Linked DNA regions of Homo sapiens: region 1 is linked to region 2. Evidence: chromatin loops called from intact Hi-C (ENCODE). Cell type or tissue: GM12878. All regions are shown on one strand. Links, peaks and the distances in the headings refer to the core of each region. The heading gives the core; the rest is flanking DNA. Region 1 overlaps PTPN21 (protein tyrosine phosphatase non-receptor type 21). Region 2 overlaps EML5 (EMAP like 5).

The links. Peaks named below come from ENCODE experiments on the same cell type or tissue, not always from the same donor. Only the 100,000 strongest peaks of a DNase experiment are listed, where the experiment ranks them.
Region 1: it touches region 2 in a loop (4-fold over the local background); 2 of 110 quality-filtered maps call a loop at or near these places.

The regions. Positions count from the first base shown.
Region 1 is chr14:88,487,598-88,500,220 of GRCh38, reverse strand. PTPN21 (protein tyrosine phosphatase non-receptor type 21) reads left to right here. Exons shown (of 19, transcript NM_007039.4): 9 at 2,931-3,018; 10 at 3,729-3,808. Among named protein-coding and RNA genes, the nearest start is that of PTPN21, 61 kb to the left of the region's middle. RefSeq lists an enhancer at 7,589-7,778. In GM12878, for the core only: a CTCF peak has its summit at 7,846 (motif pointing left); a DNase peak (open chromatin) is centred at 7,850; H3K27me3 peaks cover 141 bases.
Region 2 is chr14:88,661,963-88,674,585 of GRCh38, reverse strand. It overlaps EML5 (EMAP like 5), which reads left to right. Exons shown (of 44, transcript NM_183387.3): 22 at 9,097-9,249; 23 at 9,962-10,093; 24 at 11,467-11,555. Among named protein-coding and RNA genes, the nearest start is that of ZC3H14, 110 kb to the right of the region's middle. RefSeq lists an enhancer at 6,012-6,191. In GM12878, for the core only: a CTCF peak has its summit at 6,946 (motif pointing left); DNase peaks (open chromatin) are centred at 6,085 and 6,925; H3K4me3 peaks cover 1,397 bases; H3K27ac peaks cover 1,248 bases.

The sequences.
Region 1 (12,623 bases), core at 3,073-11,072, 170 kb after region 2:
GGCTCAAGCTATCTGCCTGCCTCCCACAGTGCTGGGATTCCAGGTGTGAGCCCACTGTGCCCAGCCTGAAGGGCTCTTTCCTATGAAAAATATAGAGCTTTGTTTTGACTCTAGTTTTGTACCAAAATTCCTAAAATACCAGTATCTAAGCAAATTTCAATTATTTTTTATAATGTTGGTTTTTTTTGCTGATATAAAAAAAGATACTATTCATTTGTGGAAATCTTGGAATGTGAAGCAAGTTGGAAAGAATATATAGCGATGTGCTAATAGTAACTGACTCTGAACAATGAAAGTACAGGTGATTTTAATTTCCTTTATAGTATTCTGTGTTCTAATTTGTATCTTAAAGATAGTAAGTTGGACCATATTGTACAATCCCCTACCTTTAATTCCTTAAAATCTGTTATCTGGAAAACCCAAAGTTCATGTCCAACCAAAAGCTTATATTGTTTTTATAAGGCAGGAAAACATATTCTATCACTTCTGTTTTTTGGTTCCTTTGTGTCTACCATTTGTTGAGTGCTTATCATGAGTCAGATAAACTATGCTGAGCATTTTTTGTGAATTTTTTTTAGTGTAATCTTCATAACACTGTCAGCAGTAGGTATTACCACCACTTTGCACGTGTGATAATTGAGGCTTAGAAAAGTTGTGATTTGTCCATGGTGACCCAGTTATTAACTGGCATAACTAGGACTAGAACTTGGATCCTCCACTTTATGCGTGGGCTCTTAATCGCTGTATTAAACAGCTTTTATTCTCTCCACCGCCTACTCACTGCCCGCCCCACAACACACACACTACTCAAGCTTTCTAAACCACTCCTACCATTTCTTCTTGAGAACTAGTTTGGCCTTTGAAGAGCTTTTTCTCTAAACTGACATCTCCTCCCTCACTTCCTTTGCTTTACTGCCTCTTGAGCCATGAATTCTCCATGGTGATTATGACCTCAGAGAGTACGCATCACTTGGGGAGCAGAACCCCATTCCTAGAATGCACTGCCCTGGGCTGGGTGGCTCCCCTTTGGCAGTTGCTCTCTCGTCCCCAAGCCACTTATATTAACCCTTCCCAACATGCTGAGTTGGGGGTCAGGGAGAGGAGAGGAAAATGGATCCGTGGCTTCACCTGAAGAGCAGGGCTCTGATGGTGCCCAAAGTGTCACATGGAAACTTGAGGCTTCTACCTGGCTTCCTTTATCACTGGATAGGAATTTTCACAGTTGCCTTAATGTGATGCTAATAATCTTTAGATTTAACAAACAACGGAATCCGTACTAAGTTGATTTTATTTTAATACATTTAAAATAAATAAATCTAATGGAGAAGGATAAAATTTTTTCTTCCATAATTTTTTCTTTTTATAAAATTCTGTGATTAATAAAATCAAATATTAACATATAAAAGCTAATACGATAAAATTAGAAAGTATAAGATTTTGAATCCTAGTGATCACTTCCAGAATAGTTCACTCTTTGAGTTCCTGGCATTTCAAATTTATCTTCACCCTGAAGCTTTTCAGAGCACACCTCCCCCACTTTTGTGCCTTATTTTAATACCTGCAGCACTTAAAAGTTCTTGTTTGCTTCTGTGTTCTTTCTCCCACCTTTCCCCTCCAACTGTGCGAATTTGAGGGAAGCACTGTAACTCACTAATCTTAGTGTCCCTAGGACCTACTGCAATTTCTGGCATTGTTATAATAGGTGTCTTTTATTTTGTTGAATGAATAAATGGGGCATTGGCAATCAGCTAAGAGAGGGATCTTCCATCAAGCAAATCTGACACATGAGAATGATACATTTTACATCTTTTAAATTCTCTTTTCCCTCATTTATTATACATGAGTTTACTTTTTGAACTAGCTGCTGTTACTTCAATTAGAACATTCATGCTAGCTGATTAAAACCACTGTTTTTTTTTTTCTTTTTTCTGTTTTGGTTTTTTTTGAGACAGAGTCTCGTTCTGTTGCCCAGACTGGCATGCAGTGGCACAATCTTGGTTCACTGCAACTTCTGCCTCCCAGGTTCAGACAATTCTTCTGCCTCAGCCTCCCAAGTAGCTGGGATTACAGGTGCCTGCCACCTCGCCTGGCCTAGTTTTTGTAATTTTTTTTTTTTTTTTAGACAGAGTTTCATTTTTGTTGCCCACGCTGGAGTGCAATGGTGCTGTCTCAGCTCACTGCAACCTCCGCCTCCTGGGTTCAAGCGATTCTCCTGCCTCAGCCTCCCAAGTAGCTGGGATTGCAGGTGCCCACCACCATGCCCAGCTAATTTTTTTTGTATTCTTAGTAGAGACAGGGTTTCACCATGTTGGCCAGGAGTCTGAAACTCGTGACCTCAGGTGATCCACCTGCCTCGGCCTCCCAAAGTGCTCGGATTGCAGGCGTGAGCCACCATGCCTGACCTAGTTTTTGTTTTTTATTTGTTTCTTTGTTTGTTTGTTTGAGGCAGTGTCTCACTCTGTCGCCCAGGTTGGAGTGCAGTGGTGCGATCTCGGCTCACTGCAAGCTCTGCCTCCCGGGTTCACACCATTCTCCCGCCTCAGCCTCCCGAGTAGCTGGGCCTACAGGTACCTGCTACCACGCCTGGCGAGTTTTTTCTTTTTTTTTGTATTTTTAGTAGAGACGGGGTTTCACCATGTTAGCCAGGATGGTCTCCATCTCCTGACCTCGTGATCCACCCACCTTGGCCTCCCAAAGTGCTGAGATTACAGGCGTGAGCCACTGCGCCTGGGCTAGTTTTTGTATTTTTAATAGAGACAGGGTTTCACCATGTTGGCCAGGCTGGTCTCGTGTTTTTTGTTTTTTGTTTTTCTCAAAAATGTTACCAAATGCTAACTTACACGTCAGGCTTAGGGAAAACTTGTGTATTCTATCTCCTTGTTTCCCCCATGGGCACTCACATTGCCAGTTCTCTATTTGCTGTTCTTTAGGTGGCATGACATTGCCAACATGTCCCACAACAAGTCCTTTTTTGCATTAGAGCTGGCAAATAAAGAGGAGACCATTCAATTTCAAACTGTGAGTAAACATTAGGGGTCTGCATGGAATGTTTTTCCTAAAAGTTAACAAGTTCTACTTCTGCGTGCCTGTATGTGTTTGGAGGCAGGGCAGCATTAAAATGATAATATTTTGTAATTGTATAAAACATGCAGTTTTATCATATAGCATTTTGCAAAATGGCAGTTAGCAAAAAATGGCTGCTCAGTAAATGCTGAGTGAATGAGTCTTTGGATAACTACTGTCTGATCATGATAACCTTTAAATTAAACTTCAGGGATTATGTGGGGGAGAAAGTAAGCACTGATATCTTAAATTTCATTGATAAATGAATAGCTCTGAAGAAATGTTATTTAACAGTTACTTGCTTTTGCTCTCTTGACAAAGGCAATATTGAGTTACTGAGTCATATTTTTGTTTAAAAATGTCTTTGAGTATATTTGGCAAGAATAAAAGTTGGTATTTTTATAGTTTTTAGATTCCCAAGTCATTTTGAAACTGTTTAATATGAGAATCACACTGTTAGAACAGATTGTTTTGTCTTCATAAATTAAATCCTACTTGTGGTATTCATACCATGGGCACAGTGTTGGAAAATGAAAGGCTTATAGTGTTCTGAAAGTGACTTTGTCATATGATGTCACCCATTATGTCTTTAGACAAACTCTGCATTAAACGTATCAAGTTGTATGTGTGCTTTCATATTGCTTTATGCCTATTTTGTTTGCTAGGAAGACATGGAAACAGCAAAATACATTTGGAGACTCTGTGTTGCGCGACACAAGTTTTACAGACTAAACCAGTGTAACCTGTAAGTATGTCCTGCTCATGGAAATTATCAAAAATAATGAATTTAGAAATTGTAATCTTGAGTATACTGTATCATCAAGAAAGACATTTTATCAGTTGACATCTTTTCTTGATCCTATAGCTGTTTTCCTATTTTAGCTTTGGACCAACTTGTAATAACTACATTGTATGCCTCTAAGATTTATTTCAACTAGTTACAAGAACCATTGTAATTCTTGAAAGGTAAAAAGGGAATAATATCCTTTATTTGTTTAAATCAATCCTCTGGTAAGCATTTTGAGTCATTAAAGATTATTCAGCTTTTCCAGCTATCTGAAGAATTTTTGCCCCTCCTTCCTGGTGTGCATTTTTCTTAGCCCACATGGGTTTCTTACTGTTTGCCAGATCAATAAAGCACACGGTGATATTGCACATATAAAATATTGTCCTTCATCTATACTCCCCTCCAGCCTCTGCACCATATCTCTGCTTTCCTGAATAGCAGGTTTCCTCAAGAGAGTTGTGTATGCTTGTATGTTTCCTTCCTTCCATCCCATTTTCCCTAAGCCTCCACGTTACTGATGCTGCTTGTTGTGGTCAGGTGACTTTCGTCCAGTGATCATTTCATGAGTTCTCTCACTTGACCGCTCCGCAGTACTGATCCTCCGACAGCTCCTTCCATCCTTCTGGAATCCTGCTCTTCTTCGGCTGCCAGGACACCACCCCCTGCTCGGCTTCCTCTTTCTAGGCTGTTTCTTCTCAGTCACCTTTGCTGGTTTGGTCCTGAGGCCTTTTCTCCAAATCCTTTCGTCTAGGGGGCTTCTCCTGACCTGTCCTCCCCCTGAGCCCCCGGTTCAAGTGATTCTCCTGCCTCAGCCTCCCGAGTAGCTGGGATTACAGGCATGCGCCACCACACCCCACTAATTTTGTATTTTTAGTAGAGACAGGGTTTCTCCATGTTGTTCAGGCTGGTCTTGAACTTCCAACCTCAGGTGATCTGCCTGCCTTGGCCTCCCAAAGTGCTGGGATTACAGGCGTGAGCCACCGTGCCCGGCCCTCCTTGAGCTCTTGACTCCTGCATCCTACCGCAAGCATTTAGTGTGCTTAGTCCTCAATACCACTCTGAAAGTTGTGGTGAATATATACTACTGCCTGTATATTCTGAAGGTAGAGCTGGCAGAACTTGCTGATGAATTGGATGTGGTATGAAACCTGACCATTTTTACCACTCGTGTTAACAGCTTAGTGCTGGCTGCCACTACTTCTCATCAGAATACTGAGGTAGCCTTCTGACTTTCCTGTTTCTGTGCCTTCGCTGCCTGTAGCTTATTTTCCATATGTCAGCCAGAATGATCTTAGTTTAACCTGAATCAGATCCTGACACTGACACTCTTCTTTTTTTTTTTTTTTTTTTTTTTTTTGGAGACAGAGTCTCGCTCTGTCACCCAGGCTGGAGTGCAGTGGCACGATCTTGGCTCACTGCAACCTCCGCCTCCCGGGTTCAAGTGATTCTCCTGCCTCAGCCTCTTGAGTAGCTGGGACTACAGGCACATGCCACCACGCCCAGCTAATTTTTTGTATTTTTAGTAGAGATGGGGTTTCACCATGTTGGCCAGGATGGTCTTGATCTCCTGACCTCGTGATCCACCTGCCTCAGCCTCCCAAAGTGCTGGGATTACAGGTGTGAGCCACCGCACCCTGCCCAGATCCTTTCACTCTTCTTAACCCTCCTTTGGCATTCCACTTCTTTTTTTAAGTAATTTTTTTAGTTTGTTTTTGAGACAGCTCTGTCACCCAGGCTGAGTACAGTGGCATGATCATGGCTCACAGCAGCCTCTCAACCTCCCTGGGCTCAGGTGATCCTCCCACCTCAGCCTCCTGAGTAGCTGGTACCACAGGTGTGTACCTGGTTAATTTTTTGGTGTTTTTTATAGAGGCAGGATCTCCTTATGTTACCCACACCGGTCTCAAACTTCTGGACTTTAGGAATCCTCCTGCCCCGGCCTCTCAAAGGGCTGGACAGGTGTGAGCCACCAGGCCTGGCCCCATTTTACTTCTAATAAAAGTACGAGGCCATACACAGTGTGGTCCTTGCCTGGTTTCAACCTTATGTCTTTTATCCTCCTCCCTGCTTGCTCTGTTCCAGCCACAGTGGTATCCTGGCTAGGCTGCAGATGTGCCTCACCCTAGGGGATGCTGTCCTTGCTCTTTTCCCAGGTCTCCACCTGCCTTGCTCCCTCATTGCAGCCTGCTGTCTGGTCAGATATGACCCTCTTCAGAGGCTGTCCCTGATTGTCCTATGGTACCCCCCTTCCACTATGATCTGTCTCTTTACCCTCTAACTTTGTTTTGTTCTTTATAGCACTTAGCACCATGTGAATTTCTATATTTGTTTGTTTGTTTGTTTGCCTGTATCCCCTGCCAGCAGGTTAGCTCTAGAGCAGTGCTTGAGGACAGACACTCTTCCCTGCCTTCAGTGCTATATTCCCCATGCCAAGCAAGGGCCTGGCTCACTGTCGGCCTTAATGAATTTGTTCAGCTAATCTATAGATACAGGTGTTAAGAGCTCTGATTCAAGATGTCTTGGTGCTGTAAGATCCCTTAGGAAAATGGTACGTCACCCAGAACTGCCAAGATAGGAAAGGCTACCCAGCCAAGTGACATCTAAGCTGAGACCCGAAATGTTGCACTCAATTCCCACAACCTTTCTTTAAGCTGTCCTCTTGTCCCTGGTCCATGTCTGGAGGCACCTCCTGGAGCTCCCTCCCACTTGGCCCCCCACGCCCTATCTCATCTGTATGCAGTCAGTCTTCTGGATAGATAAGCAAAATATGTAGCACTGCTCTTGAAGTTACATGTCAGGAACAAATCTGAGCATGTGCCTCTCACCCGCCCCGTCCTGGGTACAGGATTAAGGGCAGACTCCTGAGGTCCTTCTCTGGACTTAGCTGCCCCAGCCCAGTTGGCCTTGGAGTCTGACTCCAGGAAGGCATCTTTCCTTATCATGTGAATGCCCCCAGCCCAGGCCTTTGCTAAAATGCCCTTCCTTCCCTTCTCTGACAGACTCTTAGTCATTCTTCAAGATTGAGTTTAAAATACAGCCCCCATAGACACCACCAAACATTCAGTTTGCTTAGTCCTTGACACCACTCTGAAAGTTGTTTTTTCTACCTCTTTTATAACAATGACCTGAATAATTCATAACAATAATTTAGTAAATGCTTGCTCTGTGTCAAGCATTATACTGAGAGCTTTTATTTTCTTTAATCCTTACAGTAACCCTGTTGGGCACAATTATTACTATCCCATTATTGATGAAGGTATGGAGACTTACAGAAGTGAAATGTCTTGCCCTGCCACACAACTAGTAAGTGGAGCAGCAAGACTCGAGCCTGTGCTCTTAGCCGCTGTGCTAGCCTGTTAGAGTAGTTCCTGCCTGCTTTTTTCATATTGACAGATATCAACTGACAGATCATTTTCATTTGATCTGTCTCTCTTGTTTGATGAAGCTCCATGAGGGCAGGGTCTCCTCTTCCTCATCTTCGTGTCCCCTGTCTGGCAAGGTGCCCGGTGCATAAGGGCTTAGTGAACAATGGGAGCCGGAGTGTGGCAGTGATGGGAGTCACAGGGGAGAAGAGCACTTTTGCTCCTTTGTCTCTTCCTTTTATTACAGATTGTAAATGAGGCATGGGGTGGAGGCAAAGTCTAACAAGGGCATTTTGTCCCTTAGCACCAGGAAGGAAGGAGAAAGGCTGTGGAAGTGCCTTCTGTCTTGCAGGGTGTGAGAGAAACTCTGGGCAGGAGCAGCAGTGTAAAGATAACATGCGGGGATGCCCACCCGGACGGGGAGCTGGCCAGTGGTTTGCATGTATGGCCCAGTCCCTGTCTCTTCTCTGCCTTCCCCTGCACCATGTTTGCATCCGAGTCCCCATCGCTGGTCTGGTGATGGGATTTTCGTAAGCACTGACAGGGAGGAGGAACCTGCTTTCTTTGTAAATATGGGAAGCGGTTTCTGCTAGGGGCCTGGGTGTATTTGCATATGAAAGTGTTCCCCCTGGTGGTGATATTCAGTAGTGCTACTTGCCTTTGGGGTTCCCTGGGGCTGGCCTGGTTATCCAGCCATATGTGGCATGATTTCTATGCAGAAGTAAGTTCTAAGATTCAAGCAGTAGATAATGCAGTCTGTTGGACCACAGCATTTTCATTTTAAAGACTTTAATAAGTTAAGAGTGTTCATAATATTGAGCCATTATTACCTCAGTTTGTTTCTTCTCTGGAAAATAGTGGAGAGTCTACATTTTGAATAAACCATAAAACATAATCCCTTTCCATGAGGCATCCATATTGGTTGGTGGTTAGTGCCTGTTTTTTGTTTGTTTGTTTGTTTTGTTTTGTGTTTTTTTTTTTGCAAATTAACAACTTGTAATAAGTAAAAGAGGGAAGAGGGAAAAGCAACAAATGATTGATTATGGTGAATGAGTCTTAGAAATTCAGCTCTAGTTTTTGGAATATTGCTATTTATTGGCAAGTGTGAACAAAACTACATTAATGTCATCAGTTGCATATGCTATACCTAAATAAGGAACACCTGAATCTTTTTAAAATGGAATAGTTATGTTTAAAGGGCTGTTTTCCAAAGTTTGCTTTCAATCTCTATATATCCAATAGATTGTGGCAGTCGATTTCCATGAGCTATTCCTATGTAATTACTTATGATTCATTCTGTAGGGAACTAATATATTTCATTGTGAGCGTTTGTTTCCCACATAAAGTAAATGAAGCTTTTAATATTAGCTTTTAAAATTTTGCTTGATAATAAAATGAAAAGAACTTTAATTGTTATGGCCATGTTTTAAAGGCTCTCAATATAGACTGTTTAGTCATGTTCCAATATTATGATTCTGAAGTATTGGTAGACTTGTTGTCATGGGCCAGATGGGTAAACTAAAGCGTGATAGGCATTTAACAAAACTGCCCCTGGCCTGGAACTGGACGGTGGCTTCTGGACATCTGCTTTGGGCTGGGGTGACTGGTGGCCCAGGAGATAGACTCGACTTGCACAGAAAGGGGAACTGTAATCCCAGGGTGTCCCCTTTACCCCCAGTCCTGATCTATTGTAGTTTATTGCTGCTTGGGATGGCCTTATGTGACTCATCTAATCTTGACCCAGATAACTATATTTTAGTATTTATACAATGGCATAATCCAACAGCCTTCTCCCTCCACCCCCTAACAAAGTGCATTAGATAACAGAATGATCGTTATCCAAACCTTAAAAATGTTAGATGGATAACAATCTGTCTTTTAAAATTATAAAGTGAGGATATTGAGACTTTTATACTTAATATTCCTTTATGGTTGAATTGGGAATTAAATGACATAATAATGTCAACCTGTTAGATCAGAAATCTGCTTCAAACCCACTGTCTCTCACTCTAAGCCCCAGAACTGGTCATGCTGTAAGCACCCTCCCTGATTTATATAAGGAAAATGCCGAGAGAGTTGGGGAGTCATGAGAGGCCCCTTGGTGTAGGTGGCTCCCCTGCTCTTTTCTGTGAGGAAAAGGGAGGATGGTATCCTTCAACCTGCAAAGCCAAGTGATAGAGGGTTCAAGAGACTTTCTCCAGAAGGGAAACTTGTATTTCAGACTGCAGCAGGCCACTCGCTGAGCGCAGTGAGATGGCTGGTGAGTGCTCCCTGCAGCTCAGGGGTGTTGGTGAACATAGCAGCCGGTGTCCACCTTGGTTCCGGAGACTTTTGTAATCAGGAGACTGACTAGAGTAGGCCCTGCCTGGAAAGGGAAAGAGTTTACCCATCTTCTTGGCCTACTGCAGGGCTTGAAGAGACTATAGGAAGTCTGGAAGAAGATGGAGCAGCCCCTATCCCATTCCAGTCCCCTGAGCCCCAGAAGTGTAGAGAGGACCCAGTAGTTCCCATGGATCCATGTGAAGGAGCAGGGCAGGAAGAGGTGGGAGGGGAGAGGAGGAGCAGCCACAAGGCCAAACAGTGGGACCTCTGGGTATGGGGACATGGACCCCTGGTGGAGCCGAGGAGAGGCAGCGGCTTTTTCTGAGTAGGTTCTTATATGGATAAAGGTCAGTGTCACCCTGGAAAACCACACATGTCGGCCGGTCACGGTGGCTCATGCCTGTAATCCCAGCACTTTGAGAGGCTGAAGCAGGTGGATTATCTGAGGCCAGGAGTTCAAGACTAGCCTGGCCAACAAGGTGAAACCCCGTCTCTACTAAAAATGCAAAACTTAGCCTGGCGTGGTGGCGGGCGCCTATAATCCCAGCTGCTCGGAAGGCTGAGGCAGGAGAATCCCTTGAGCCTGGGAGGTGGAGGTTGCAGTGAGCCAGGATCGCACCACTGCATTTCAGCCTGGGCGACAGAGCAAGACTCCATCTCCAAAAAAAAAAAAAGAAAACCACACATTTCATGGGGCTGGAGTGACACTAGGGCCTCTCCCTCCATCAGTATTCCTTCCCAGTTACCTGAGATGGTCTCTGCTGGCTTTGTTCCTCTCCCATCCCACAATGCCAGGAAGCTACACCTAAGGCGGGGTTTGGTAGGGGGGTGAACAGTGGAAGCAGGCATCCCAGAGCCAAGTCAGTGACCTGTAAGCAGCTTGGATGCAGCCCTGGTCTACCCAAGTGTAGGCTGGGAGGAGAGCATTTATTCTTCCTTACCCTTACTATAGTGAGCTCAAAAGGTGTAAGTCATTGAGACAAACATTTGCTAGGTATTTCCACCATCTAACACTTTTATTTATTTATTTTTTTAAAGAGACGGGGTCTTGCTCTGTCTTCCAGGCTGGAGTGTGGTGGTGTGATCATAGCTCACTGTAACCTCAGACTCCCGGGCTTAAGGGATCCACTGGCCTCAGCCCTCAGCTTCTGAAGTAGCCAGGATTATAAGCGTGTGCCACCATGCCTGGCTAATTTTTTTTTTTAGTTTTTTAGAGATGGGGTCTTGCTGTGTTGCCCAGGCTGGTCTTAAACCCCTGGCCTCAAGTGATCCTCACATCTCAGCCTCCTAAGTACCTGGGATTACAGGAAGGAATCTATTCCTTGAACTATCTATTAGTGCATGAGCTTTCAATGGCATCTTTTTGTTTATCAAAATCTTAACTCCCTTACATCGTATAAGAAAGGAAACTTACAAAGCAAAATTCAGACGAGGCTTAGAAATACAAGCTCAGCTGTAAATGCTTAGTAATAAGCATCACTTTAGTCCTCACTTGTTAGTCACTCATTTGCTCAGCAAAGGCACCAGGGATACCACATCTTGCCTCCACGGAGCTTACAGATTAGTTGGGGTTGGGGAGCAGGTTGGACACATGATTGTTAGACACATACACTCAGGAATCTGACAGACCTGCTGGTTCAAATGCCGGTTCTACTACTTGTTTGCCATGTGACCAGGAGCAACTTACTGAACTTACGTATCACTTTCCTTATCTGTAAAATCAGGATAATAACTGGACCTCCCTTATGGGTTTGGTGTTCACATTCCACGAGATAATCATGTACAGTCCTTAGCACAGTTTCAATAAATAATATTGATTTTACTTGGGCTGGTAGACTTTTTTCTTTTTTTTAAAGACACCAGGTCCTAGTATCCCAGTTTCCCAGGTAGAATATGGTGGGAATTCGCAGATGGGATCGTAGTGCACTACAGCCATGAACTCCTGGATTCAAGGGATCCTCCTGCCTCAGCCTTCCAAGTCGCTGGCACTACACGGGCATGTGCCACCACGCCTGGCTCAGCCTTTTTAATTTTTATTTTGTCTTCTTTGGCACACAGATTCTAGTGATTTCTTCTCAGTTATTTAGCAGCACCCATCAACATAGTAACTGCCCAAAAAGTTTGGAAACCACAGCCAACAGTTACATGGTTTTCTCTTGTATGCCAAGCTGAGGATAGCTGGTCTCAGAGTAAACTGCATTTATAAGAACAATGCCAAGAAGAAAGAGAAGGTTAGACTATTAGAACTGATGGCGTGGCTGCCTGGGTCAAGCACTTTGGCAGGTACACGCTTTTGTAGTTTGTTTTCTTAGTAGAGCCGGCTACTACAGTGGGCAGTGTTCGCCTCCACACTGGGTGCTGCGGCAAGAGCGCCAAGATAAGCTCTCAGTGTGGGAGGGCCGCCCATGTGCTGAAGCTCTGCATCCTTGGGTTTTGTGTTTTATTTTTGCCCCAGGCTGGGCAACTGTAGACATGTTGTTGGAGTTTGTTGACAGAGAATTCTGTTGGCAATCCTTGTGAATTTGTAGTACTTTAAAAGTTTCTTAAGTTCAGTCCATCTAGACAGTGAGTCTCTGCTAGACTGAACACAGGGTTCAGAGGACCCAGTTTGCCTAAACCTAGTCCTGACAATGAAGAATAACCAGAGACAAAGTAAATTTCAAGGCTGCAAAAATGCAGCGTCTTCAAATTCTGGGCACTATTTTTTTTTTTTTTTTTTTTGAGATGGAGTCTCACTCTGTCGCCCAGGCTGGAGTGCAGTGGCGTGATCTCGGCTCACTGCAACCTCCGCCCCCTTGGCTCAAGCGATTCTCCTGCCTCAGCGTCCTGAGTAGCTGGGATTACAGGCGCCTGCCACCGCGCCTGGCTAATTTGTGGGCACTAATTTTAAGGAATATATTAATGTGCAGTTAAGGAGTATTTTTTATTTTTTATTTTTTATTTTTTAAAACCCAGACACGCCATGCAGACTTGTGTCACCAAAATAAATACTGGAAGAATGGAATATCTTTTGGAAAAGAGACATTTATTTTTCATTAACAGCCTGAATACTTTCCAGTAACAAAGAAATGAAATTATTTATAAAAGCT
Region 2 (12,623 bases), core at 2,895-10,894:
TCTCGAATTCACATGTGTTGTGGGAGGGACTTGGTGGGAGGTAATTGAATCATGGGGGCGGGTCTTTCCTGTGCTGTTCTCGTGATAGTGAGTCTCACGACATCTGATGGTTTTATGTGTCTGGGATTTCACCTGTTTGTACTCACTCCATCCTGCTGCCCTGTGAAGAAGGTGCCTGCTTCTCCTTTGCCTTCTGCTATGATTGTAAGTTTCATGAGGCCTCCTCAGAAATACAGAACTGTGAGTCAATTAAATCTCTTTCCTTTATAAATTACCAAGTCTCAGGGTTTTTATTGTTGTTGTTGTTGTTGTTTTTGAGATGAAGTCTCACCCTTTTAGCCCAGCCTGAAGTGCAGTGGCACAATCTGAGCTCACTGCAACCTCCACCTCCTGGGTTCAAGTGATTCTCCTGCCTCAGCCTCCTGAGTAGCTGAGATTACAGACATGCGCTACCATGCCTGGCTAATTTTTGTACTTTTAGTAGAGACAAGGTTTCACTATGTTGGCCAGGCTGGTCTTGAACTCCTGATATTAAGTGATCCGCCCACCTCAGCCTTCCAAAATGCTGGGATTACAGGTGTCAGCCACCACACCCAGCCAGGTATTTCTTCATAGCAGTGTGAGAACAGACTAATAACAGGCAGTATGGCCATTTCACAATATTTATTCTTCCTATGTATGAGCATGGAATTATTTCATTTGTTTCTGTCCTCTTTTATTTCCTTGAGCAGTGGTTTGTAGTTTTTGAAGAGGTCCTTCACTTCCCTTGTTAACTATATTCCTAGGTATTTTATTCTCTTCATAGCAATTGTGAACAGGAATTCATTCATGATTTGGCTCTCTGTTTTCTGTTGTTGGTATATAGGAATGCTTGTAATTTTTGCACATTGATTTTGTATCCTTTGACTTTGCTGAAGTTGCATATCAGCTTAAGAAGCTTTTGGGCTGAGATAATGGGGTTTTCTAGACATACTATCATATCATCTGCAAACAGAAAACAGTTTTACTTCCTCTCTTCCTATTGGAATACACTTTATTTCTTTCTCTTGTCTGATGGCCCTGGCCAGAACTTCCAATACTATGTTGAATAGGAGTGGTGAGAGAAGGCATCCTTGTCTTGTGCTGGTTTTCAAGGGGAATGCTTCCAGCTTCTGCCCATTCAGTATGATACTCACTGTGGGTTTATCATTATTATTTTGAGGTATGTTCCATCAATACCTAGTTTATTGAGAATTTTTAACGTGATGGGATGTTGAATTTTATCAAAGGCCTTTTCTGCATATACTGAGATAATCATATGGTCTTTGTCTTTAGATCTGTTTATGTGATGAATTATGTTTATTGATTTGTGTGTGTTGAACAAGCCTAGCATCCTGGGGATGAAGACAGCTTGATCGTGGTGGATAATCTTTGATGTGCTGCTGGATTCAGTTTGCCAGTATTTTATTGAGGACTTTTGCATCAATATTCTTCAGTCATATTGGCCTGGAGTTTTCTTTTTTTTGTTGCATCTCTGCCAGGTTTTGGTATCAAGATCATGCTGGCCTCAAAAAATGAGTTAGGGAGGAGTCCCTTTTTTTCAGCTGTTTGGAATAGTTTCAGAAGAAATGGTACCAGCTCCTCTTTGTACCTCTGGTAGAATTCAGCTGTAAATCTGTCTGGTCCTGGGCTCTTTTTGGTTGGTAGACTATTTATTACTGCCTAAATTTCAGAACTGTTATTGGTCTATTCAGGGATTCAACTTCTTCCTGGTTCCGTCTTTGGAGAGTGTATGTGTCCAGGAATTTATCCATTTCTTCCAGATTTTCTATTTTATTTGCATAGAGGTGTTTATAGTATTCTCTGATGGTTGTTTGTATTTCTGTGGGATCAGTGGTGATGTCCCCTTTATCATTTTTTATTGTGTCGATTTGATTCTTCTCTCTTTTCTTGTCTAGCTAATGATCTATTTTATTAATTTTTTTCAAAAACCGGCCCCTGGATTCATTAATATTTTTTGACGCGCTTTTCGTGTCTCTATCTCCTTCAGTTCTGCTCTGATCTTGGTTATTTCTTGTCTTCTGCTAGCTTCGGGGTTTGTTTGCTCTTGGTTCTCTAGTTCTTTTAGTTGTGATATTAGGGTGTCAATTTGAGATCTTTCTAGCTTTTTGATGTGGGCATTTAGGGCTATACATTTCCCTCTTAAAACTGCTTTAGCTGTGTCCCAGAGATTCTGGTATCTTGTCTCCATGTTCTTATTGGTTTCAAAGGACTTCTTGATCTCTGCCTTAATTTCATTATTTACCCAGGAGTCATTTAGGAGCAGGTTGTTCAATTTCTGTGTAGTTATGTGGTTTTAAATGATTTTCTTAATCTTGGGTTCTAATTTGATAGTGCTGTGGTCTGAGAGACTGTTATGATTTCAGTTCTTTTGTACTTGCTGAGGAGTGTTTTACTTTCAATTATGTGATCGATTTTAGGGTACGTGCTATGTGGTGCCAAGAAGAAAGTATATTCTATTGTTTTTGGTTGGAGAGTTCTGTAGATATCTATCAGGTCCGCTTGATCCGGAGCTGAGTTCAAGTCCTGAATATCTTTGTTAATTTTCTGTCTTTATGATCTAATGTTGACAGTAGGGTGTTAAAGTCTCCCACTATTATTATGTGGGAGTTTAAGTTGTCTCTTCGTAGGTCTCTAAGAACTTGTTTTATGAATCTGGGTGCTCCTGAACTGGGTGCATGTATATTTAGGATAGTTAGCTTTACTTGTTGAATTGATCCCATTTCCATTATACAATGCCCATCTTTGTCTTTTTTGATCTTTTTTGGTTTAAAATCTGTTTTGTTAGAAACTAGGATTGCACTCCCTGCTTTTTCCTGCTTTCCATTTGCTTGGTAAATTTTCCTCCATCCCTTTATTTTGAGCCTGTATGTGTCTTTACACATGAGATAGATCTCTTGAATATAGCACACCAGTGGGTTGTGACTCTTTATCAGCATGCCATTCTCTGTCTTTTAATTTGGGGCATTTAGCCAATTTACATTTAAGGTTAATATTGTTATGTGTGAATTTGATCCTGTCATCGTGATGCTAGCTGGTTATGTTGCACACTTAATGTAGTTGCTTCGTAGTATCATTGATTTTCGTACTTCAGTGTGTTTTTGCAGTGGCTGGTAACACTTTTTCCTTTCCATATTTAGTGCTTCCTTCGGGAGCTCTTGCAAGGCAGGCCTGGTGGTGACCAATTCCCTCAGCATTTGCTTGTCTAAAAAGGAGTTTATTTCTCCTTCACTTATGAGGCTTAGTTTGGCTGGATATGAAATTCTGAGTTGGAAATTCTTTAAGAATGTTGAATATTGGCCCCTAGTGTCTCCTGACTTGTAGGGCTTCTGCTGAGAGGTCTGCTGTTAGTCTGATGGGCTCCCCTTTGTAGGTGACCTGACTTTATCTCTGACTGCCCTTAACATTTTTTTCCTTCATTTTGACCTTGGAGAATCTGATGATTATGTATCATGGGGTTGATCTTCTCATGGAGTATCTTACTGGGGTTCTCTGGATTGCCTGAATTTGAATTTTGGCCTGTCTTGTTAGGTTGGGGAAGTTCTCCTGGATGATATCCTGAAGTACGTTTTACAACTTTGTTCTGTTCAGGTACCCCAGTCAGTCATAGGTTCAGTCTTTCTACATAATCCCATAGTTCTCAGAGGTTTTGCTCATTCCTTTTCATCCTTTTTTTTTTTCTCTAATCTTGTAGTGTATCTTATTTCAGCAAGATAGTCTTCAAGCTCTGAAATTCTTCCCTGTGCTTGGTCTATTCAGTTATTGATACTTGTGGTTGCATTGTAACATTCTTGGTTGTGTTTTTCAGCTCCTTCAGGTCATTTGTGTTCTTCTCTAAACTGGTTATTCTGGTTAACAGCTCCTGTAATGTTTTATCATGGCTCTTAGCTTCTTTGCATTGGGTTAGAACTTGTTCCTTTAGCTCAGCAAAATTCATTATTACCCACCTTCTGAAGCCTACTTCTGTCAATTCATCCATCTCAGCCTTTGCCCAGTTCTGTGCCCTTGCTGGAGAGGTGTTGTGTTAATTTGGAGGAGAAGAGGCACTCTGGCTTTTTGAGTTTGCAGCATTTTTTTTCTTTGATTCTGTCTCATCTTTGTGAGTTTATCTAGCTTCAGTCTTTGAGGCTGCTGAACTTTGGATGGGGTTTTTGCAGGGACTTTTTTTGTTGATGCTTTTGTTGTTGGTGTTTGTTTTTCTTTTTTCTCCTTTTTTTTTTTTTTTTTGAGATGGAGTCCTGCTCTATCACCCAGGCTGGAGTGCAGTGGCATGATCTTGGCCCACTGCAACCTCCACTTCCTGGGTTCAAGCAATTCTCTGCCTCAGCCTCCCAAGTAGCTGGGATTACAGGCACCTGCTACCACACCCAGCTAATTTTTTTTGTTTTTTTTTTAGTAGAGATGGGGTTTCACCATCTTGGTCAGGCTGGTCTTGAACCCCTGACCACATGATCCACCTGCCTCGGCCTCCCAAAAGTGCTGGGATTACAGGCATGAGCCACTATGCCTGGCCTGTTTTTCTTTTAACAGTCAGACCCCTCTTCCTCTTCCAGCTGAGGTTTGCTGGAGGTCCACTCCAGACCTTCTTTGCCTGGGTCCCTCCCACACCTCGAGGTATCACCAGTGGAGGCTGCAAAACAGTAAAGGTAGCTGCCTGCTCCTTTCCCTGGGATCTCTGTCCCAGAGGGTCACTGAACTGATACCAGTGGAAACGCCCCTGTATAAGGTGTCTAGCAACCCCTGTTGGGGTGGTCTCACCCAGTCAGGAGGTACAGGATCCAGGACCCACTTAATGAAGCACTCTGACTACCCCTTGGCAGAGGGGGTGCATTACACTGGGGGAAATCCCACTTGTCCTGACTGCCCAGATTCCTCAGAGCTGGTAGAGGGAAAGACTAAGTCTGCTGATCCATGGAGACCACGGATGCCCCTCCCCTCTAGGAGCTCAGTCCCTGGGAGATCAGAGTTCTGTCCACAAACCTCTGGCTGGAGTTGCTGAAATTCCTGCAGGGAGGCCCCGCACAGTGAGGGGTTATGGTCAGGGTCCGACCTAAAGAGGCAGTCTGGCCACCATCTGCCACAGCCTCTGTGCTGCACTGTGGTGAATTCCTCCTGGGTCTAAACTGTCTATTTTCCCAGGCACCATCAGAGGAGAAATGGCAGACTGGAGCTGCAGTGATGTCTGCTGCCCCTCGCCCAGGGAGCTCAGTCATCTGAGGCAGCAGACAGCCAAAGTGATGACAGCCGTCCCTTCCCCCAGGAACTTGGTAGTCTTCGGCAGTCTGTAGCTAAGTGGCCACTGAGAATCTGTGCAGCTCTATGCTTGGGACTCAAGGAACTGGTGGCATGGGCTCACGGAGGGGATCTCCTGATCCACCAGTTGCACAGATCCATGGAAAAAGTGTGGTTTCCCGGGCAGGATAGCACAATCACTCACTGCCTCTCTTGGCTGGGAGTAGGAGCTCCCCTTGTCCTGTGCAGCTCCCAGGTGGGCTGTCACTCCACCCTGCTTTTCCTCACTCTCCATGGGTCATGCCAACCACCTTGTCAGTCCCAATGAGAGAACCTGGATACCTCAGTTGCTGGTGCAGGATTCACTTGCCGTTTTCGGTCTTCTTGGTGGGAGCCTCTGACCACAGCTGTTTCTAGTTGGCTTTCTTGGCCCCTCCCCTTCCAAATGTGGCTTTTTTGCTCTGGGTTTCTGCTCCCCTTTTAATTTTGATAACTAGAAAATGTTTCTAATTTTTCAATGATCTCAGCTATGAATTTTAAAGGATACTTACTATATTAATCTTCCCTTAAACTCAACTTTCTACCTGCTTTATGCCTGCACCCAACCAGCAGAATAAGCATTGAGTAAAACAGGGAACTGTGATAATTGACCTCACTACTATTCTGTTTCTCTTCCCTCTTTTGTAGCAGAACTCCTCAAAATAGTTGAGGCGCCCTTCTCTGTGTGTTCACATGACAGTAGCTCCATAACCCACTCCAATTAGGCTTTTTTCCCTACTTGTCCATTTAACCTGCTGCCAATCTGTTGATCACTTCCTGGTTCTCAGTGTATTCACCTCACAGCAGTTTGTGACACAATTTATCATTCCCTTTTTTTTTTCTGAAATACTTTATTCACTTGTCTCTGGAACCCGTGCGTGTCTGTTTCTTCTCTCTACTTCACTGACTCCCTTTTTCTGTTTCCTTTGCTAGTGCTATCTCTTCTTCCTGCACTCTGCATTTAGGACTGCTCCAGCGCTTCTCCCCGGACTTTTCTTTTCATATGTACACTCACACTTTAGATTCAGTCGGTCACTGTCCAGTCAGAAGATGAGACTACAAGGCTTATTTGAACAGTGGGAATTTAATAAAAAGAATTGCTAACTAGCAAAAAGTGATTACCTACTGAAAAAGCCTTAGAGGTAGCCACCATAGAAAGCAGCAACCCTAGTACTAAGGGAGAGTGAACAAGTTAAAGGTGATTCAGACCTGTTTGGAAATGGTGTGGCTGCCACCAGAACATTCAGTGAGCTTGTGGCGAAAAAGCTTGCCAGAGGGTGCAGCCCTCAGTGGAACAGTGAGAGTAGTCACTTGGTGAAGGAGAAGCTTGCCAGAGGCAGCAGGCCAGAGCTGAATGGTCAGAACCACTGCTTGAAGAGCTTAACCTAGGGCAAAATCATTGAACTGTGAGGACTCCTGCCAGAGAATCTTCCTGAAGTCCGCAAATTGCAGCTAAATTGTTAGAGCCATTACAGTGATGGTGGAGAAACTTGCTGAAAGAGGCAGTTGGGGCTGCCACTCTGGTGAATGCCATCAGGCCCCCTTCATGCCAGTGCCCGGGCTCTGTTAGTAAAACAGCACACTGGAGGAAGGGAGTCACTTCTGTTTTGGCCTTGTAGTGTCTCTCCAGCTCCCTCTACTGGCAAGCTAGCAAAAAAGTCTGTGAGGCCCAAAGTGGCAGATTTGGAACTGAGAGGCAATAAATTAATAACCAGCACAGTCTTCCCCTCTGGCTAGTCAGGATCCACATGAACCTTTATACACACATTTGAACTTCAGTACAATCACAGAACTAACCTTATGTTTCTACCCAAAGAGATGCAGCTACCCTTGGTACAAGTGAAGTAGTTCTCACCCCTAAAGAGAGAAGACCTACGCTATTCTCAAATTTAGTCACGGTCTTATATTCTTTTAACACAAGGAATATTCTTTTAACACAAAATTGTAAAGTTAACCTCCAACAAACTTGTATAAAATATGAAGGAGAAAAAGGAGAGAAAAGTCAAATAGTTAATATACACAAATAAAGATATACATATAACAAACATTATATGCAGCTCCTGAAAAGGATTCATATATTAAATTGTCTCCTTCATGTCTTCACTTGAACTTCTCATAGGCATCTTTAACTTAATTTGTACAGAACTAAGCACTGGTGGTTCCTCCTCTAGTTTATCCCATCTCAGTAAATGGCATCACCACTCAAGCAAAACCATGCCCTTGACGCCTTTCACCCCACATCCAGTTGGTCAAAGTTCTGCCAGCTCTATCTTTGAAATATATCCAAATCCTTCCTCTTATCACCTCCACTGCTGCCACCCAGCTCCAGGTCATCATCATCTCTTGACTCTCAAATCTGAGAAATCACATCTTAGATTTCTTCATTTCCAATGTATGCTTGATAATTAAATGACTACTTGTTCTCAACTTATGCTATAACTTTTCATTCTGTATATACCCTGTCCTTTCCTCATCAGATTTCATACAAGATACCAAAATCCTTAGGGCTTTTGAATATGTTTGCTGCAACCCTTGCTGTTAGGGTAAGCCCTTTTTTGTGTTTATCAATGCAGCACTAACCCTTATTTTTACGAATGTTAACATCATTAATGACATTAATGAACGATATTAATTTATCATTAATAATAAAAATATCATTTCATATATGGTTCTGAAACGTATATATACAGATGTATCTTCCTACCTTTAATAATGGCCTATTAGATTTTTAAAAATATTTTAGTTTCATAGGCCAGGTGCTGTGGCTCATGCCTGTAATCCCAGCACTTTGAGAGTCTGAGGCAGGTGGTTCACCTGAGGTCAGGAGTTCAGGACCAGCCTGACCAACATGGTGAAACCCCATCTCTACTAAAAATACAAAAGTAGCCAGGCCTGGTGGCACATGCCTGTAATCCCAGCTACTTGGGAGCCTGAGGCAGGAGAATCACTTGAACCCAGGAGGCGGAGGTTGCAGTGAGCTGAGATCATGCCATTGCACTCCACCCTGGGCAACAAGAGAGAAATTCCATCTCAAAAAAAATTACTTTTATAAAGATGACTTATTTCTTAAATTTCTGTTTTTTTGGAAAGAAGCTACAAAGGTAAAACCTACTCTGCAAAACTTCCACATATATCATTGGCTTTTTATGTTAATTAAAATCTCTCATTCTTTTTCATCAACTTAATTTCTTTTAAGGTAAATATCCATACTTGCTTTTGTTGTATTCAGAAGTGAGTTTCATTCCTGCTTAGAATTCCATACCATTGACTTCTATAGAAAACTTAATCTGTATCTCGACTCCTTTTTAATATTGATTTGAAGCCATAATAAAGAGGCAACCTTTTTAGCAAATATTTTTTTTTTTTTTGAGGCAAGGTCTCACTCTGTAACCCAGGCTGGAGTGCAGTGGTGCAATCATAGCTCACTGCACCCTCAACCTCCTGGGCTCAAACAGTCCTCCCGCCTCAGCTTCCTAAGTAAATGGGACTACAGGTGTGTGCCACCATGCCTGTCTATTTATTTACTTACTTACCTGTCTTCCCTTCCCTCTTCTCTCTTCCCCCTCGCCCCTTCTCCTTTGCCCCTTGCCCCTTCCCCTACTCTGCCTACTGGCAGAGATGGGGTCTTGCTATGTTGCCCGGGCTGGTCTTAACCTCCTGGCCGCGGGCAGTCCTCCTGCCTCAGCTCCCCAGAGTGCTTGGATTATAGGCATGAGCCACCACACCTGGCCCATACTTTAAATTAGAAAAAAGGGAAAATTGCCTAATATGCTCTTTCTCTTTCAGGTGGGAGGTGTTGCTGTTTTTCTCCTGATGGTAAAGCTTTAGCCGTAGGTCTCAACGATGGAAGCTTCTTAATGGCAAATGCGGATACTCTAGAGGATCTTGTGTCTTTTCATCACAGAAAAGATATGATTTCAGATATTCGATTTTCACCTGGTAAGATCCATTGAAATTGTATTTGAGTATTAACTTGGGTCTGGCAGTGTATAAATGTATCAATGTATAATTTTTATTAACTGTTATGTTATCTCAGAACTTAACTTTTTTACTAGAAGAGGCAGTGTAGCAAGAGGTAAAAGCCCTGTTGTTAGATTGGTGCAAATATCTGTCTTAGCGCCAATTCTGTTACTAAATTTTCTGTGTGACTTGAGCCAGGATGCTTCTCTGAGCTTTTGTTTCCTCATTTGTGATATAAAAGGGGTTGGATAACTGTTTTCGTTATATTCTTAATGCTTTTGAAATTGCACTCATTTTACTCCATTAATTTCCATGTATTCATTATCTACTACAAACCTACTGTAATGTAGCAATTACTAATGTTAAGGCAAAATTTACTTATGTTGGTTTAGTTCCATTTTTTTCTAAATTTAGAGGGAGTTTTGTTAAATACAAAGTATCAAAACTACATCATACATAGCTTTTGACATTTGCTTCCCACTGAACTAATTTGTTACACTAAAAAATTATTTTGTTAAGTATAATATACTTGAAAAATGTTATCATTTGTTATTTAACACATCTGTTTTATTATAATTTATGAAACAGCTAAGATTTCTCCATAAAGAAAAGGAAAATTAACTCTAGTTGCAGAGTGTAAAAAAGTATTTCCAAAGATAGAAAATGTCAAGCAAATATGTTTCTATTATAGGTTCTGGGAAATATCTTGCTGTAGCATCCCATGACAGCTTTATAGATATATACAATGTAATGAGTAGTAAACGAGTAGGAATATGCAAAGGAGCTACCAGTTACATAACCCATATTGATTGGGATATTAGAGGTAAGACTTTAAATAACTTAATACTTGATAAAAGTTTCATTTGATTTAGTATAGCTATATTAGAGAAACGGAAAAGTGATTCAACAGATGAGTTAAAAAGAATTGGGAAAAACAACCATTATTCTCAAAATTATTTTTTACTATTTTACATCTGAAGATGAATACTATAGAGTTGAGACTTTTCTTTTTCCTTTTTCTTTTCTTTTTTTTTTTTTTTGAGACAGGTCTCACTCTGTCACCCAGGCTGGAATGCTGTGGTACAATCACAGTTCACTACAACCTTAACCTCCTGGGCTTAAGTCATCCTCCCAACTCAGCCTCCTGAGTGCTGGGACTACAGGCATGCACCACCATGCCTGGCTAATTTTTAAATGTTTTGTACAGACAGGTTCTCACTATATTGCCCAGGCTGGTCCCGAACTCCTGGACTCAAGCAGTCCTCCCACCTTGGCATCCCAAAGTGCTGTGATTATAGGCATGAGCCACTGCACCCAACCTACACTTTTCAATACTTCACCTAATATCGTTCAAATAATAGTACAGTAAGTGATTAGTTGTTTAATTTGTAAAGTGATTTAAATATTGTGCAAAAAAATTGTTGTGAAGATGTCTTGATCTTTGTCATATAAATTTGACATAAATAGAATATAGAAATGTTGGCCAGGTATGGTGGCTCATGCCTGTAATCTCAGTACTTTGGGAGGCCAAGGCTGGAGGACTGCTTGAGCCCAGGAGTTTGAGACCAGCCTGGGCAACACAGTGAGACCCCATTCCTAAAAAAAAAAAATGAAATACATTTTTAAAAAGAAATGTTAATGAAGATTTTAAAGTCATTTTTCTCATTGTTTGATATGAAATATATCTTCAAAAAGAGTCATAATCATATAACATAAAGAACTTAATGAGTATGTTTGTATTTTAGCAGAATGCATGGCATATGACTGAGTTTAATATGTTTGATAAATGTTAAGTATTTTAAATCCTCTCTTTTTAAGGATGTTATTGTTTCATGTATTCAACTATATTGTATTCAACTATATAAATTGAGCATCATAAAGTTTTTCTAAATATAGTTAAACAGATACACTTTAAAAAATATTTTAACATTTGTTTCTAGGAATTTTTTACATATGCATAACCAAAGAAATCATTTTTATGTATATACATATACAAAAATCAAACCACTTATGAATTTAGTTACTTAGTAATATGGAATTATAAAAATAAAATGTTCTTACTATAAGTTGACTGCAGCAGAAAATGGTTTTTATATTTAAGCTGATTTTTTCCCATAAAACTTAAACATCATACTGATGGTATATATATTTGTATGTATTTTATATGTGTAAATATTTTTAAAAATTTTTTTGAAGGAAAGCTTTTACAGGTCAACACTGGTGCTAAGGAACAATTATTCTTTGAAGCTCCCAGAGGGAAAAAACAAACCATCCCCAGCGTGGAGGTAGGACAACAGTGGTGCTTGCAGTGTTGTTCATGTGAATAAAAGTGGCTAGAAAACTGATACCTACTTTCTATCGTTTAGTTACACGTGAAGTCTGTTCTCAAATTATTAAAATATTGGATATTATTGAGTTTATTGAGTCAGAATACATGGGTGAAGGAAGAAACACTATATTAATAAAAGGAGTCAGTGGGCATGGTGGCTCACGCCTGTAATCCCAACACTTTGGAAGCAGAGGCAGGCAGATTGCTTGTGCTCAGGAGTTCAAGACCAGACTGGATAACATGCTGAAACCCCATCTCTACAAAAAAATACAAAAAATTAGCTGGGCATGGTGGCATGTGCCTATAGTCCCAGTTACTTGGGAGGCTGAGGTGGGAGGATTGCTTGAACCTAGGAGGCGGAGGCTGCAGTGAGCCATGTTCATGCCACTACACTCCAGCCTGGGTGACAAAGTGAGACCCTGTATTAAAAAAAAAAAAAAAAAAGGAATAAATCACTTGCACGGCTAGCTGTGCTCCAGTTGCTTTCCTTAAAAGACAAGAAGCGTGAAATAGCAAATAGAAGACATGCCATCTAAGATTGGAGTATTGCATATCTGCCACGTCCTTAGGAATCCATATGCCTAAGAAGTTTGTTGGCAGATTACTGTTTTTGCTTCTTTAAAAAAAAAAAAAAAAAAAAAAAAAAACAAGAAAAATTGTGTTGCATTTTGTGCCTGACAATATTAGCCTTTTTTTTTTTATTTTTTATCTTGGCCTAGGAAGAGAGGCTTAACAAATTTAACATGAAAGTGTCTTAATGAAGGGAGAGACCATAAGTAAAAGTTCTAAATTTCTAGTAAGGGTTAGTTGGAAAACATAATGCATTATTAGAAATTTAAACATGAACTGTAAGAATCTTACTTGATTATCCTAAAGTCAGAAACGGTTTTATTATTAACACTGTATGCTTAGCATCTAGAACACACAGTGGATATATAATTATATTCTGAATAATACTATGTTAAAATTTTTCTGCAGCAATTAGTAGGCTCTGGGGAGTTACAAAACCAAGACAACTAATAAT